3 separate regions of the Homo sapiens genome follow, and all the other regions are linked to region 1. The links are chromatin contacts, found by Hi-C or POLR2A ChIA-PET in ENCODE. All regions are on one chromosome and are shown on one strand. The core of a region is the stretch at or near the end of the contact, and the rest is flanking DNA. Distances in the headings are between cores, read along the strand shown.

The links. A loop is a pair of places that touch in the nucleus more often than their neighbours do. ChIA-PET counts read pairs that join two places held with the same protein, here RNA polymerase II (POLR2A). Pooled maps may share reads with other maps.
Region 2: a loop to region 1 is called in a pooled map, with 4 times the contacts of the local background. The contact joins the promoter of PLPPR2 here to the promoter of ZNF627 in region 1. A Hi-C loop is called at or near these places in 1 of 37 single-sample maps with no recorded cell type and 8 of 50 pooled maps. POLR2A ChIA-PET finds 5 or more read pairs at or near these places in 2 of 52 experiments (CD8-positive, alpha-beta T cell and K562).
Region 3: a loop to region 1 is called in a pooled map, with 12 times the contacts of the local background. The contact joins the promoter of ZNF439 here to the promoter of ZNF627 in region 1. A Hi-C loop is called at or near these places in 1 of 37 single-sample maps with no recorded cell type and 8 of 50 pooled maps. POLR2A ChIA-PET finds 5 or more read pairs at or near these places in 2 of 52 experiments (WTC11 and activated B cell).

The regions. Positions count from the first base shown.
Region 1 is chr19:11,595,460-11,599,810 of GRCh38, forward strand. ZNF627 (zinc finger protein 627) reads left to right here and starts at 2,024. Exons shown (of 4, transcript NM_145295.4): 1 at 2,024-2,171. The coding sequence starts at 2,169. RefSeq lists silencers at 1,809-1,938, 2,279-2,418 and enhancers at 1,963-2,961, 2,049-2,128.
Region 2 is chr19:11,351,971-11,356,681 of GRCh38, forward strand. PLPPR2 (phospholipid phosphatase related 2) reads left to right here and starts at 3,462. Exons shown (of 10, transcript NM_001393892.1): 1 at 3,462-3,602. CCDC159 (coiled-coil domain containing 159) reads left to right here. Exons shown (of 11, transcript NM_001080503.3): 6 at 1-3; 7 at 87-163; 8 at 1,481-1,602; 9 at 1,822-1,904; 10 at 2,610-2,726; 11 at 2,903-2,974. The coding sequence ends at 2,907. RefSeq lists a silencer at 3,282-3,731 and an enhancer at 4,374-4,711.
Region 3 is chr19:11,847,217-11,851,792 of GRCh38, forward strand. ZNF439 (zinc finger protein 439) reads left to right here and starts at 1,510. Exons shown (of 4, transcript NM_001348719.2): 1 at 1,510-1,714. The coding sequence starts at 1,652.

The DNA.
Region 1 (4,351 bases), core at 774-3,273:
AAGTGCTGGGATTACAGGCATGAGCCACTGTGCCCAGCTTAACCTGCCTTTTTTTTTGAGACAGTTTCTCTCTTGTTGACCAGGCTAAAGTGCAATGGTGTGATCTTGGCTCACCGCAACCTCCACCTCCCCGATTCAAGCGATTCTCCTGCCTCAGCCTCCCGAGTAGCTGGGATTACAGGCATGTGCCACCAGGCCCGGCTAATTTTGTATTTTTATTTATTTATTTATTTTATTTTATTTATTTATTTATTTTTGAGACGGAATCTCGCTCTCTCTCCCAGTCTGGAGCGCAGTGGCGCCATCTCGGCTCACTACAAGTTCCGCCTCCCAGGTTCACGCCATTCTCCTGCCTCAGCCTCCCGAGTAGCTGGGACTACAGGCGCCCACTGCCACGCCCGGCTAATTTTTTGTATTTTTAGTAGAGATGGGGTTTCACCGTGTTAGCCAGGATGGTCTCGATCTCCAGACCTCGTGATCTGCCCGCCTCGGCCTCCCAAAGTGCTGGGATTACAGGCATGAGCCACGGCGCCTGGCCTAATTTTGTATTTTTAGTAGAGATGGGGTTTCTCCATGTTCCGAACTCCCGACCTCAGGTGATCCGCCTGCCTCGGCCTCCCAAAGTGCTAGATTACAGGCGTGCTCCATCGCACCCAGCCCAACCTGCCTTTTAATACTAATACATTACTTTGGGTCTCATCCCACATCACTTCATCAGAGAGCATCCTTCCTCTCACCTCAGTTATTTCTACTTTTTTTTCCACGTATAGATGTTTTTTCAGGGACCGGAGGGTATGGGAGGAAGCCTTGGCACGCCTCATCCCAAATGCCCGTTTCCCGGAACATCAGGCCCTTCCTCCTCTTCCTGTCCTCCCTGGCCTAGCCTGGGCTCCCTCCCGTTCTGAGGCAAGGCGATTGCTCCATGTCACAGTGAGTGTGGAGTTCCCTGCACATACTGGTGACCTTGTGTCCGGAAGGAATTAGAAGGAAGAGCTCATGGAGTGCCAGAAGAAGACAGTGCCTACTCTGGCAAGCTAGAAGCAAGCTCTGCATTAAATGCAAATATTGGCCGGGCACGGTGGCTCACATTTGTAATCCCAGCACCTGGGGAGGCCTAGGCAGGAGGATCACTTGAGCCCAGGAATTCACGACCAGCCTGGTCAACATAGTGAGACCCCATCTAACCCACCCCACCCCCGTCACACACACAGCACCAACAACAAAATAAAATTAGCAGAGTGTGGTGGGGCGTGACTTTGGTCCCAGCTACTAGGGAGGCTGAGGCAGGAGGATCGTTTGAGCCCGGGAGATTGGGGCTGGAGTGAGCCGAGATCATGCCACTGCAGTCCAGCCTGGGTGACAGAGCAAGACCCTGAAAGAAAAAAAAGAAAGGAGGGAGGGAGGGAGGATGGAAGGAAGGAAGGAAGGAAGGAAGGAAGGAAGGAAGGAAGGAAGGAAACCAAAACAAGGCCACGCGTGGTGGCTCACGCCTGTAATCCCAGCACTTTGGGAGGCTGAGGTGGGCGTATCACTTGAGGTCAGGAGTTAGAGACCAGCCTCGGTAACATGGCGAAACCCCGTCTCTACGAAAAATACAAAAATTAGCCAGGCGTGGTGGCGGGTGCCTGTAATTCAGCTACTCGGGAGGCTGAGGCACGAGAATCGCTTGAACCCGGGAGGCAGAGATTGCAGTGAGCTGAGATCGCGCCACTGCACTCCAGCCTGGGCGACAAAAGCGAAACTCCGTCTCAAAAAAAAAAAAAAAAAAAAACCAAAACAAACCCTCAAATATCCCTCGGGCTGGGTGCAGGGAGGAAACTCGGCCTGAGAGGCGCAGTGGCTAGAACCAGTCAACACTGCTACGCACAGCCACGTTTCCATGGCTTCCTACGTCACTCAGGCCTTAGGGGGCGGGGTATGTCACCCTATCCAATCAGGGGCGCTGGGGCGGGGCCCTGCCAACTGTCCATTCAGATGGGCCCGGGAGAGGAGGGCAGGGCCTGCGCCTCCCTACGGAGCCTTTGTTTCTGGCGACCGTCCCCACCCGGGCTCGCGTCTCCGTTTCTCCGAGAGGCCCAAGGTGTCTCCGCCGCAGCCTCTGTCGCGCCGTGACCTGTACAGGTCGCGGGAGTCGTAGGGAGGACGCCGGGACACCTGGAAGCCGAGAAATGGTGCGTGTGAGGGGTCAGGCGTCCCCAGACCTGGGGGAGGGGCTGGTTGGAACCGGCCGGAACCGGCTGTGGAGGGACCTAGGCCTCCCTGCGGCGACTCCGGGGTCTGGGACCCGAGTTCCCTCGGCCGCAAGGTGGGGCTGGGCCAGGAGCTGGGACCCCGGTCGTCCTGTCCCGTCCCTGCGCGACGCCTGCGGCCCCGCAGCCCCGCGTCTCCCCACATGGTGCGGGGGCCGCGGGAGGGTCATGGGGGTATCCCTCCTCGGATGTGGTTCGTGTTGCAGGAGCTGCGGTCTGTGGCCGCCCCCCACAGTCCCGCCTTTCTCCCGTTAAAAATTTAGAGTTTATTTGAGCAAACAGCGGCTCATCGATGGAGAAGCTCCCGGTCGTGGTTTGTGGCTTGGGGATCCGTTGGAGGGAATGGAAGGAAAGGCTGTAAGGTGCAGGAGGAAGCGAACCAAATTCAGTACTTGGTTGGTGACAGTTATGCAGTCGCCTTATTTGCTCTATCTAGGTGGACATTTTCTGCTTATGTAGTCAGAGGTGGATTGGTGGTTGTGGTTTATTAACCCTAAATTTTATTTCCTTATAAACTGGTAATTTATAAGAATTTCATTTGAGGCTGGAGCGCGGTGGCTCACGCCTGTAATCGCAGCGCTTTTGGAGGCCAAGACAGGAGGATCGCTTGGGCCCAGGAGTTGAAGATCAGCCTCGCAATATAGCGAGACCCCATCTCTGTTAATTTTTTTTAAATGAACATATTCAGACTGAGACCAAAAAACTACTACAAATTTTTAAAATATAAAATCAAATAAAAGAATTTCATTCGACTTAGATTTCTGTTTCCTTGGGTAGGAAACCAGGACACCATAGCCACAGCCCTCTAATTGTCTCCAAATTAATTATTTTAACACTCCCCAGGGGGACAGGGTCCCAAATCCTTGACCTTGTTCCCCTAGCCTGACTCCTCTGGCGCTTGCAAATAATTCTTGATACCACTTCTTTCACCATATTCCCAAAAGGTAACTCCAGTCACGACATTATCAACTCTTTGTCCTTTATTGCACATTTCAAACTAATTAATTTGTATTATTTTTTCAAGGAGCAATCGATTGGTCTTTTAAAAATATTTGCTTTCTGTTTCTGAACATTTCACAGGAGAGGAAAGCAGAGAATACATGTATGAGACCCTGCTGTGAAAAAACCTTTGTGCCTCTTCTCCTTTTCTCTCTCCTAGGCACAGGGATGTTCTCAGAATGTCTTTTGGTTGGCCTGGTGCCATGGCTCATGTCTGTAATCCCAACACTTTGGGAGGCCAAGGCGGGAGGATCACCTGAGGCCAGGAGTTTGAGACCAGCCTGAGCAACATAGTGAGACCCGGACCCTAAAATAAAAAAAACAAAAAACAGTGTCTTTGGGTTGGGGTTCCCCTTTGGAAACTTTAAACTGTGATATGTCTTCAGAGCATCCTCCTTTCCTGGTCCTGGGCTTCAGGGCTGTTTGGGCTGACACAGGATGCCCACAGCAGCCAGATCTGTTGAAGGGTCTGGTATCAGCCTGCTCCCACTGGACAGCCTGAAGTACGGGGTGGGGCCTCTTAGTGGAGGAGCTGGGTGTCCTGGGGTCGGAGGAATCTCTTGATATCCCCTCCCTCTCAAAGCTCACCCCTGGGACACTCAGCTTTTCTTCCCCTAATTCCAGATCCCATTCCTTGGGGGACACATTGGTGTCCAGCCAAATGGATGATGGTATTGAGGGGAAAAACAGATATGATTCTTGCCCTCTGGATTCTTTTAGACTGGTGAAGTGAGAAAACTTATCCCAAGGACAGGAAAACCCATCCCACTGAGGTGATGCAAGAACTTGAAAAGCAAAATGTACTTCAGGCAGATGGAGGCAAAATGCAGTGTCTCTTGGAAGGGTGGTCACTGAGCCCTTCAGTGAGCAGGTTAGGGGGTGGACGATATCCCAGGTGATAGAATGACCTGACTTAGGCCGGGCGCGGTGGCTCACACCTGTAATCCCAGCACTTTGGGAAGCTGAGGTGGGCGGATCACTTGAGGCCATGAGTTCGAGACCAGCCCGGCCAACATGGCGAAACCCTGTCTCTACTAAAAAATACAAAAATTAGCTGGGTGTGGTGGCAGGTGCCTCTAATCTCAGCTACTGGGGAGGCTGAG
Region 2 (4,711 bases), core at 2,212-4,711, 240 kb before region 1:
TCCGTGAGTTCCTGGAGCCCACAGCCGGTGTGTGGGGAGGGGGTCCTTCTTCAGCCTTTGTCCGCCTGAGCCCCCTCCCTCCACAGAAGCGCAGGAGGATGAGATCTCAGAGAACTTGGTGAACATTCAGAAAATGCAGAAAACGCAGGTGAAATGCCGCAAAGTGAGTGGAGGAGATGGGGACCCTGGGGAGGAGTGGGAGAGGGAGGGATGGGGATTTTGGCCAGCCTCCACCATGAGATTGGAGCCTGGGTTCAAATCTCAGCTCTGCCACTCACTGCTGTGTGACTGTGGGCAAGTCACTTGACCTCTCTGAGCCTCAGTTTCCTCATCTGTATAATGGATGTAATAATAACTCATCTTGGCTGGGCGCGGTGGCTCACGCCTGTAATCCCAGCACTTTGGGAGGCTGAGGTGGGTGGATCAGAAGTTCGAGACCAGCCTGGCCAACATGATGAAACCCCGTCTATACTAAAAATACAAAAATTAGCTGGGTGTGGTGGCAGGCACCTGTAATCCCAGCTACTCAGGAGACTGAGGATGGAGAATGGCTTGAACCTAGGAGGCAGAGGTTACAGCGAGCCGAAATCGTGCCATTGCACTCCACCCTGGGCGACAAGAGCAAAACTCCCATCTTAAAAAAAAAAAAGAAAAAAGAAAAAGAAAAAGAAAACTCATCCTGTTGGGTGCTGTGGCATGCCTGTTATCTCAGCACTTTGGGAGGCTGAGGTGGTTGGATTGCTTGAGGCCAGAAGTTCAAGACCAGCCTAGGCAACATGGCAAAACCCTGTCTCTACAAAAAACAAAAAAAACAAGAGGGTGTGGTGGCACATGCCTGTAGACTTAGCTACTCAGAAGGCTGAGGTAGGGGGATCACTTGAGCCTTGGAGGTTCAGGGTGCGTTGAGCCCTGATAGTACCATTGCACTCTAGCCTGGGCGACAGACTGAGACCCTGTCTCAAAAAAGAAACAAACACCAAAAACAAAAACAAAAAACAAAACAAAAAAAAACACTCCTCCCTACCTGATCAGGTGTCTGTATTAGCTGAGTACTGTGCACTTGAATGCAGTCTGGCATATAACAAGTGCTATATAACAGTCACCTTTTACTATTATCATTATTATTATTTATTTTGTTTTCTTTTTTGAGACGGAGTTTCCCTCTTGTTGCCCAGGCTGGAGTGCAATGGCGCGATCTCAACTCACTGCAACCTCTGCCTCCTGGGTTCAAGCAATTCTCCTGCCTCAGCCTCTCGAGTAGCTGGGACAACAGGCGCCCGCCACCACGCCCGGCTAACTTTTTGTATTTTTAGTAGAGATGCGGTTTCACTGTGTTAGCCAGGATGGTCTCAATCTCCTGACCTCGTGATCTGCCCGCCTCGGCCTCCCAAAGTGCTGGGATTACAGGTGTGAGCCACCGCGCCTGGCACTATTGTCATTATTATTATGACTGCTGTTCTCTCATCCCTCCCCACCCCAGATCCTGACCAAGATGAAGCAGCAGGGTCATGAGACAGCCGCCTGTCCGGAGACTGAAGAGATACCGCAGGGAGCCAGTGGCTGCTGGAAGGATGACCTCCAGAAGGAACTGAGTGATATATGGTGATGCCCAGCCTGCAGTCTGACCCCTGACCCTCCTCTGAACCCGTTCCCCCAACGGGATCTGGCAGTGACCACCAGAACCTGGAGCCCACCTGAGTCCAGACTTCCCTCACCCCCTAGGACTCACCCCACCACGGCCCCCAACCTTAGCTGTACTGCTGTCTACACCCTGAGCAGTGTGGAGTCTCCCAGCGCCCCCAGCTCCTTGTCTTCTTGCAGGTCTGCTGTGCACGTGCTGCAGAACTCCATAGACAGCCTCACTTTGTGCTCGGGGGCCTGTCCCAAGGCCTCGAGCCTAAGAGGTGAGGGAGGCTGAGAATTGCTCAGGGGTGGGAGGTCATTGTCTAGCTTCACAGGGAGGCTATGTTCAGAGAGCCTATTTGGGAGTCACATCTGATGGGTGTTATTCTATGGTCACATTAAGTAGTGTTCTGGGGTCACATTAAGGAGTCACTGGAGGTTTCATCCAGGAGTCATTCATGGTCACATTCAGAGTCACTTGGATCTTATATGAGTCCATGGGGACTCCACACAGTGGCTCATGCCTGTAATCCTAATATTTTGGGAGGCTGAGGTGGGAGGATTACTTGAGTCTAGGAGTTTGAGACCAGCCTGGGCAACACAGTGAGACCCCATCTCTCCAAAAAATTTAAAAACTAGCTGGGTGATGGTGCACCTGTGGCTGAGCACACCTGTAGTCTCAGCTACTCAGGAGGCTGAGACAGGAGGATCGCTTGAGCCTGCGAGGTTGAGGCTGCAGTGAGCCATAATCGTGCCACTGCACTCCAGTCTGGGCAACAGAGCGAGACCCCATCTCTAAAAAAAAAAGTGTCAATTGGGTAAAATGCAAGGGTCATTGAAGTCATAATTTGGTGTCACACTGGATCACATTCAAGGGAATTGGGGGTCATGGTTTAAGTATCAATGAGGTATACTATGAAGGGACACAGGGCCTATATTTGGGGGTTACTTGAGGGTCACATTCAGGGAACCTGTCCCTCCTGCAGGCCACAAGGGGCACCAGTGCCTGAGCCCTCCACTCCCCTCCTGGGACTCTGACTCCGACTGTGACCAGGACCTCTCCCAGCCACCTTTCAGCAAGAGCGGCCGCTCCTTCCCACCCGGTGCAGATCCTCCCCAGTCCCCCCCTCCACCCATTTCCCTCCTGACCTGCCCTTGACTCCCACAGTCTAGACCCTCAGAACAGGCCCAGATCCTGATCTGGGCATGCGGTCCCTGACCTGCAGCCCCGGAGTCCCCTGGACCTGGCCAGGCCCTGACCCACCCTCTCTCTCCACAGCTTGAGCAGCCGGGACTGCTCTCCCTGAAGACCCCTCCAGAGAGAAAATAAACTAGCCCAGACCCTCCTCTAGCCCCGACTGTTAGTCTTGCTGCTTCCTGTGCCTAGGAATCCCCCTGCCCTCCTAGTTTACCCCTCATTGTTGGGGGGGAGGGGTGTAGAGACCCCAGGGGTCATTCGGGATGTGTGGGCTTGGAATCAGGGGACATCTGAAGCCAGATTTAATATATGACAAGGCAAGGAGTCATTCTGTCCAGACACGAGCAGCCAGACAGACTTCCACACTGGCCACAGAGCCTTCCTTTCTGGGGGGCCCTGGCGAATGGGGAAACTGAGGCCCAGAGAGGGAGAGGCGCGGCCCAGGGACATACTCTGAAGCCCCTCCCTCCTATTACCCTCGGAGCCCCGCCCACCCCAGGGTCCTCCCTCTCTACTTCCATTCTTGGTTCCTTCCTACAATCGATGCTAACACGCCCCGCCTCCAAGATCACGGAGGCCCCGCCCCACGGGGCTATGCAAATGAGACGCCCGGAGGCCCCGCCCCTCCCTCCACCTCGGAGTCTGCGCGGCGCGGCCAGGCCCGGCCGACCGCGTCTCGGTCTTCGCGTCTGCCAGCCTGGCTGGCAGTCCGTCTGTCCATCCCGCCGCGCCGGGGCAGTCTAGGCGGAGCGGGGGCTCAGGCGGCGGCGGCCTCGACGCGGTGAGAGGAGGGGGTGGGGGCGCCCCTCATCCCCTCCCGTGGGCTTCCCACCCCCGGTGTCGGTCTCCGGTTCCTGAGGGTTGGGTCCCTCTGGGTCCAGCGCGGGGAGGGGCGGGGGAGGGGAGGCGGCGAGCTGGGGGAGGGGACCGGGCTGGGGGAGGGGACCCCGGGCCGAGGAGCCAGCACCGGTGGTGAGGGCGGCTGTGGGTAACTGTGATTGTGTGGTTGTCATTGTGTGTCTGTGTGTGGTTGTGTAACTGTCATCGTGTGGCTGCATGACTGGGATTGTGTGGTTTCGGGAGGTCCGCGGGTGTGTGTGTGTGTGTGTCACTGTCATTGTGCGGCTGTCGTTGTGGGTGTCACTCTGATGGTTTGTGTGTGTGTGTCTGGCTATGCTGTGACTGCCATTGGCCCCCCGTGTGGCTGCTGTCTCTGTGTGTGACTGTCTTGGTGTTCGTGTGGTTGTGTGCATAGGACTGTCATTGTGTGGCTCCTGTTGTGTGTTCATTCTGATGGTGTGTATGTGTGTGTGGCTGTGGTCGTGCGCTGTGCACCTTTCTTGTGTGGCATTGTGAGTCTGTGTCATGGTCCATGGATGTGGCCATGTGGTTGTAGATGGCACCTTGTCTCTCCCCTGTGACTGTTGGTGTGAATAAGAGACTGTTAGTGTGTGTGTGGCTGTCGCTGAGTGCCTTGTAATTGGGGGTGTGACGCTGTGATGAGTTCTGTGACCCCCATTGTGTGCGGTGACTCTTTTCTGTGACTCTTAAGTGTGTTGCAGGCCTGACTGTGTGTCCCTGACTGTAGCGGTGTGGGGGCTTGTGTGGGACTGTGATGTGTGTAGGGTCTCCTGACATGTCTCTCTCTGTTTGGCCTGGGGTGGGGGTGGGGACTTGTTTGATCTGTTTGGTGTCTCTGACAGGCTATGAGCCCACTGTGTGTGAGTATGCAGTGACATGTGTTGTGTGTGTTGGACACCTGTCTGAACAAGGGGGCCCCTCTTGTTTACTGCAAAGTGGCGCCCAGCACAGCGCCTGGAAGTCGGCAGGTGCTCGGTCTTCACTGTGGGATGGGTGAACGCTATGCCATGGTTGTGTGTGTGTGTGTGT
Region 3 (4,576 bases), core at 260-2,759, 250 kb after region 1:
TCCATAAGGAAGCGAGCTTGCCAGTGACCCTCATCCCCCTCCTCATCGATGACTTCTTTGTCATCAGAGCCTTCCTCTTCATAAATTCCCACGGAATCCAAGTTTTCACGTCCCAAATTATGATAGCCACAGGCCCTCACCAGCTGCCATAGCACCCCATTTCATGGAAGCCACCTGACTCTTCTTTGAGCATCCTGTCCCAGGAGCCCCCATCTGTGCTCTCCCGGGCTCCAGGCCCTAGAGCCGCGCTGCTGCAGAGCCCAGTTCCCAGGGCTGCTCCCTCCACGTATCCACATCCATCTCCAGCTTTCCACCCTTTCTCTGACCAGACAGGCCTGGAGGTGCTGCAGTGTCAGTGACCGTGGGTCCCTCCGCTGCCACCTCCACCGCGATCTGGAAGTCTTTTAAATGTACTTAAGTTATCTTAGAATTTTCCTTCCCCACTTTATACATAAACATAGGAGGAGAGCAGGGACTCTGCTGGTGTCTTATTCACACAATGGGATTGAGGGTGTTTGTGTCATGGAACTGATCAATGGGGTGAGAAGTAGCTGAATAACCTGCAGGGGCAGCAGAGCCCGAGGCCAGTGACTCCACGCTGAGGCCAGTCTGGAGCCTGCAAAGGAAGGGAAAGGAGCTTTTCCTGGGGGCTTCCTGGGCAGCCCGCCCTCCCCTACAGGTGGCCTCCAGCTGCTCAGAGCAGCTCCAGAAGGAGTGTGGATTCCGAGAAGCTGTAGGGCCCTGGAAAGCAGAAGACCTTCGTGCAGACGCATTTGTGGGGTTCTGTCCTTTCTGGTGTTGTACCTCTGGAGCCTGGGGCTGTCTTCTGGGCAGGGTTTGGGGTTTGACATACATGGGGTCGCTGGAGTCAGAGTTATTTGTATATATAAAGAAAATGTGTGAAAATCAGGCTAGAGACACAATTGTTTGGTGGCGTCACCTGGATAAAAGGTTTATGAGGTTGACAGTTTATTTAGGTCCGAAGCTTAACCCCAGGTGAGAGTTTCCTGCAGGTGAAAATGAAGATCTGGAAGGACGGAGCATTTTCATACTGTGAGGAGGGGATGGGGGTGTGTGAGCAAGTCTTGGCCATGCCTCATCCCCAATTCCGGCCCGCTCGAGGAAATATGCCTCTCCTCCTGGTGCAGTCTTGCCTGGCCTGGTCTCGGTTCCCCTGCTGCTCTGAGGCAGGAGATGGCTCCTGTGGACACTGAGTCTGAAATTCCCTGCACACTCCTGTGACCCCGTGCAGAACGAAGGAGCGGGGACAGTCCTTTGAGTGAGGAAGACGCTAGTGTTCTCTTCTAACAATAGCAAGTTTGGCTGAAATGCAACTATCCAATAACCCGAGTGCAGGAAGCAGCTCGTGTAAGCTTAGAGAAGCTGTTGCTAGAATCTGTCAGTCTGGCTCCGCAGGGCCTGATACCCAGGGCTTCCGCTGTCACTTAGACGTGGGGGGCGGGGCCGAACATTCCATCCAATCAGAGGCACTGGCTCGGGGCCCTGCCCACTGTGCATCCAGGCACGGAGGATGTTGCATTCCTGCCGTCACCTTTGTCGCTGCGAGGGCGGCGGTTGGGATCTGGCCTTTCCAGCCCCGAGAGGGACCTAGTGCCTCTACCCAGATTTCTGTCGCTCTGTCACCTGCGCTATGCCCTGCTTTACTCACAGGAGCTGTAGAGAGGACCCCGGTACATCTGAAAGCCGGGAAATGGTGCGTGTGCTGGCCGGGAGTGGTGCGATGGGGGAGGGGCTGCCTGGAACTGGCGGGACCCGGGCCTCCCTGTGGGCGACTCCGGGGTCTGGGACCGAGTCCTCCTAGAGCTGCTCGGCCCTCGGTCCCCGCGGCCGCTGGATGTGGGTGGGCCGGCAGCCGGGACTCCGGGCGTCCTGTCCCGTCCCTGCCCGTCGACTGCGGCCTTGGCCCCGAAGCCCTTTTGTGCAGCTCCGCGCCCGCAGCCCGACGCCCCAGCTTGTGCGGGGGCCACGGGAGGGTCATGCGCGGATTTCGACTCGGGTGTGGATTTCGTCCGTAGGAGGAGCAGCGGTCTGTGGGGCCCACAGCCTCCACTTTCTCCTGTTAAAAATTATACTGAGGTACGTTAACAAAAAGTTCATTTGAGGAAACAGCCATTCACGAATGAGAAACACCCGGTCCTGGCTTGTGGTTTGTCAACGGAAAAAAAACAGACTATGTAAAATACAGAAGTGTATTCAGAGCCGAGTAGGAGAGACCTTGGCCGAGGGAAACACAACCCCAAGCAGCCTGGAGTAAGTGGTCCGGAGGCGGCTCAGGACAGTTTGGTTTTATTCATTTCAGAGAGACAGGAATTGCAGGGAAAATGATGGATCAAGGCTGGAAGGTGTAAATTCCATTGGCAGAAAGGGTGGGACCTGTGGAAGGGGGGTTAGGAGGCACAGGTGGTTGAGGGATTCTGTAGGTGGCAGCTGGTTGAGAGTGTGAAGCTTTGTCTAAAGTTTGGAGGAGGTAGGAAGGAATGCTGAAGGAAGGGGGTCTGTTATCTGCCACTTCATTCCATCCCAGCCAAAAAACAGTCCTGTTTCTCTAGATTTTATGAATTCTAAGACGTAACTTTACCTTTGCCTTGCGTGGCCTTAGGTCTTGTTTGTAATTTGGTATCTTGTTGCCACAAGGAGTCTGTTTTTCCAGTCAGAGAATGTCTGTTTTTACATGAATGTGCGTCAGTTGCTGCATGTAAACTCCTAAAGGGAGAGGGTATAAGGAGACCTGTCTCACCTCCCATCCTGTCATACAGAGGCACTCAATTTTCAGGGTGTTTTGGGGGTTCCCTTGGCCAAGAGCCAGTCACTTCACTTAGCTGGGAAGGTACTTTGTTTGTTTTTGTTTTTGTTTGAGACGGAGTCTCCTTCTGTCGCCCAGGCTGGTGTGCAATGGCTCGATCTCGGCTCACTGCAACCTCTGCCTTCTGGGTTCAAGGGATTCTCCTGCCTCAGCCTCCTGAGTAGCTGGGATTACAGGCACGCACCACCACCCCCAGCTAATTGTTGTATTTTTAGTAGAGATGGGGTTTCACCATGTTGGCCAGGCTGTTCTCAAACTCCTGACCTCAAGTGATCCACCCCCCTCGGCCTCCCAAAGTGCTGGGATTACAGATGTGAGCCACATCGCCATGCCAGAAGATATGTTTTTATTTTTGTTTTACATGTTTAAGGCTAGGCTTTTATAAGGTACATGAGGAGACAAACCAGATAAATGCTTGATTGGTTGCAGAGATGCAGTCGCCTTATTTGGACTTGTCAACCGGAAATAATCAAAAGGTTCAGATTTCAGTTGGAAGAGTTTATTCAAGCAGAAAGATAGCAATGACCAAAACACAGACTCCAGAAAAATGGACTCAGTACTCCAAAATTGGAAGTTATGTTCTTGCTTATATTACTGAAAAAAGAGGTCCTGATCAGACCCCAAGAGAGTTCTTGGATCTCACACAGGAAGGAATTCAAGACGAGTCACAAAGTGCAGTGCGAAGAGAGTTTATTGAAAGCTACTCTGGGCCAGCATGATGGCTTAGGCCTGTAATCCAAGCACTTTGGGAGGCCCAGGCGAGAGGATCACTTGAGCTCAGGAGTTCGAGACCAGCCTGGGCAACTTAGCGAAACCCCGTCTCTTCCAAAAATAAGAAAAATTAGCCGGATGTGGTGGCCTGTGCCTGTAGTCTCAGTTACTCAGGAGGCTGAGGTGGGACAATCACTTGAACCTGGGAGGCAGAGGTTGCAGCCCAGCCGAGGATGCGCCACTGCACTCCAGCCTGGGTAACAGAGTGAGACCCCATCTCAAAAAACAAAAACAAAACAAACAAACAAAAAAGAGTTGAAGACCAACCTGGCCAACACAGCGAGACCCTGTCTCTATTTAAAAAAATAAAAAAGAAGAAGAAGAAGAAAGAAAGCTTCTCTGTTACAGAGTAGGGCATCCTCATACAGCAAGAGGAGGAATGTACTGTCTTAAGTTTTTCTTATGTAGGGATCTTGTCTATGTAAAGAATAAACTAAGCTGTGCCTACCTGCATGTGGGCTGACAGCATCACAAAATTTATTACTCTGTTGATTTAAAGAAAACTATCCTTTACATTTTAGTGCACAAGTGCATTAAAGCATAACTATAATTACCTTGAAAGCACATATTATGGGTATTGGGGTATTGGGACATCGGGACATTCTGTCGTTGTGGGAGTGTAAGGATACTTGCAGGCATCTTCAGGCTGTTTTCTTCATGGGAAACATTTTATGACTATGGGTTGTGACTGGCAAGGAGTGTTTCTTGTTAGTCTCAAGATGGAGCTGGTTGGTCTTTCTCTGGCTCCCCTAGGCACCTGCTTCCCTAACACTTATATAGGGAAACGGCAAATAAATATAATAGGATTACATTTTCCATAGAAGGCTGATGTATGAGGTACAATAATTTAATTTTTTTTTTTTTTTGAGGCAATGTCTTGCTCTGTGGCCCAGGCTGGAGCAGTGGTGCCATCACGGCTTACTGCAGCCTTGACTTCCCCATCTTGAGCACCTCCGCCTCCCAAGTAGCTGAGACTATAGT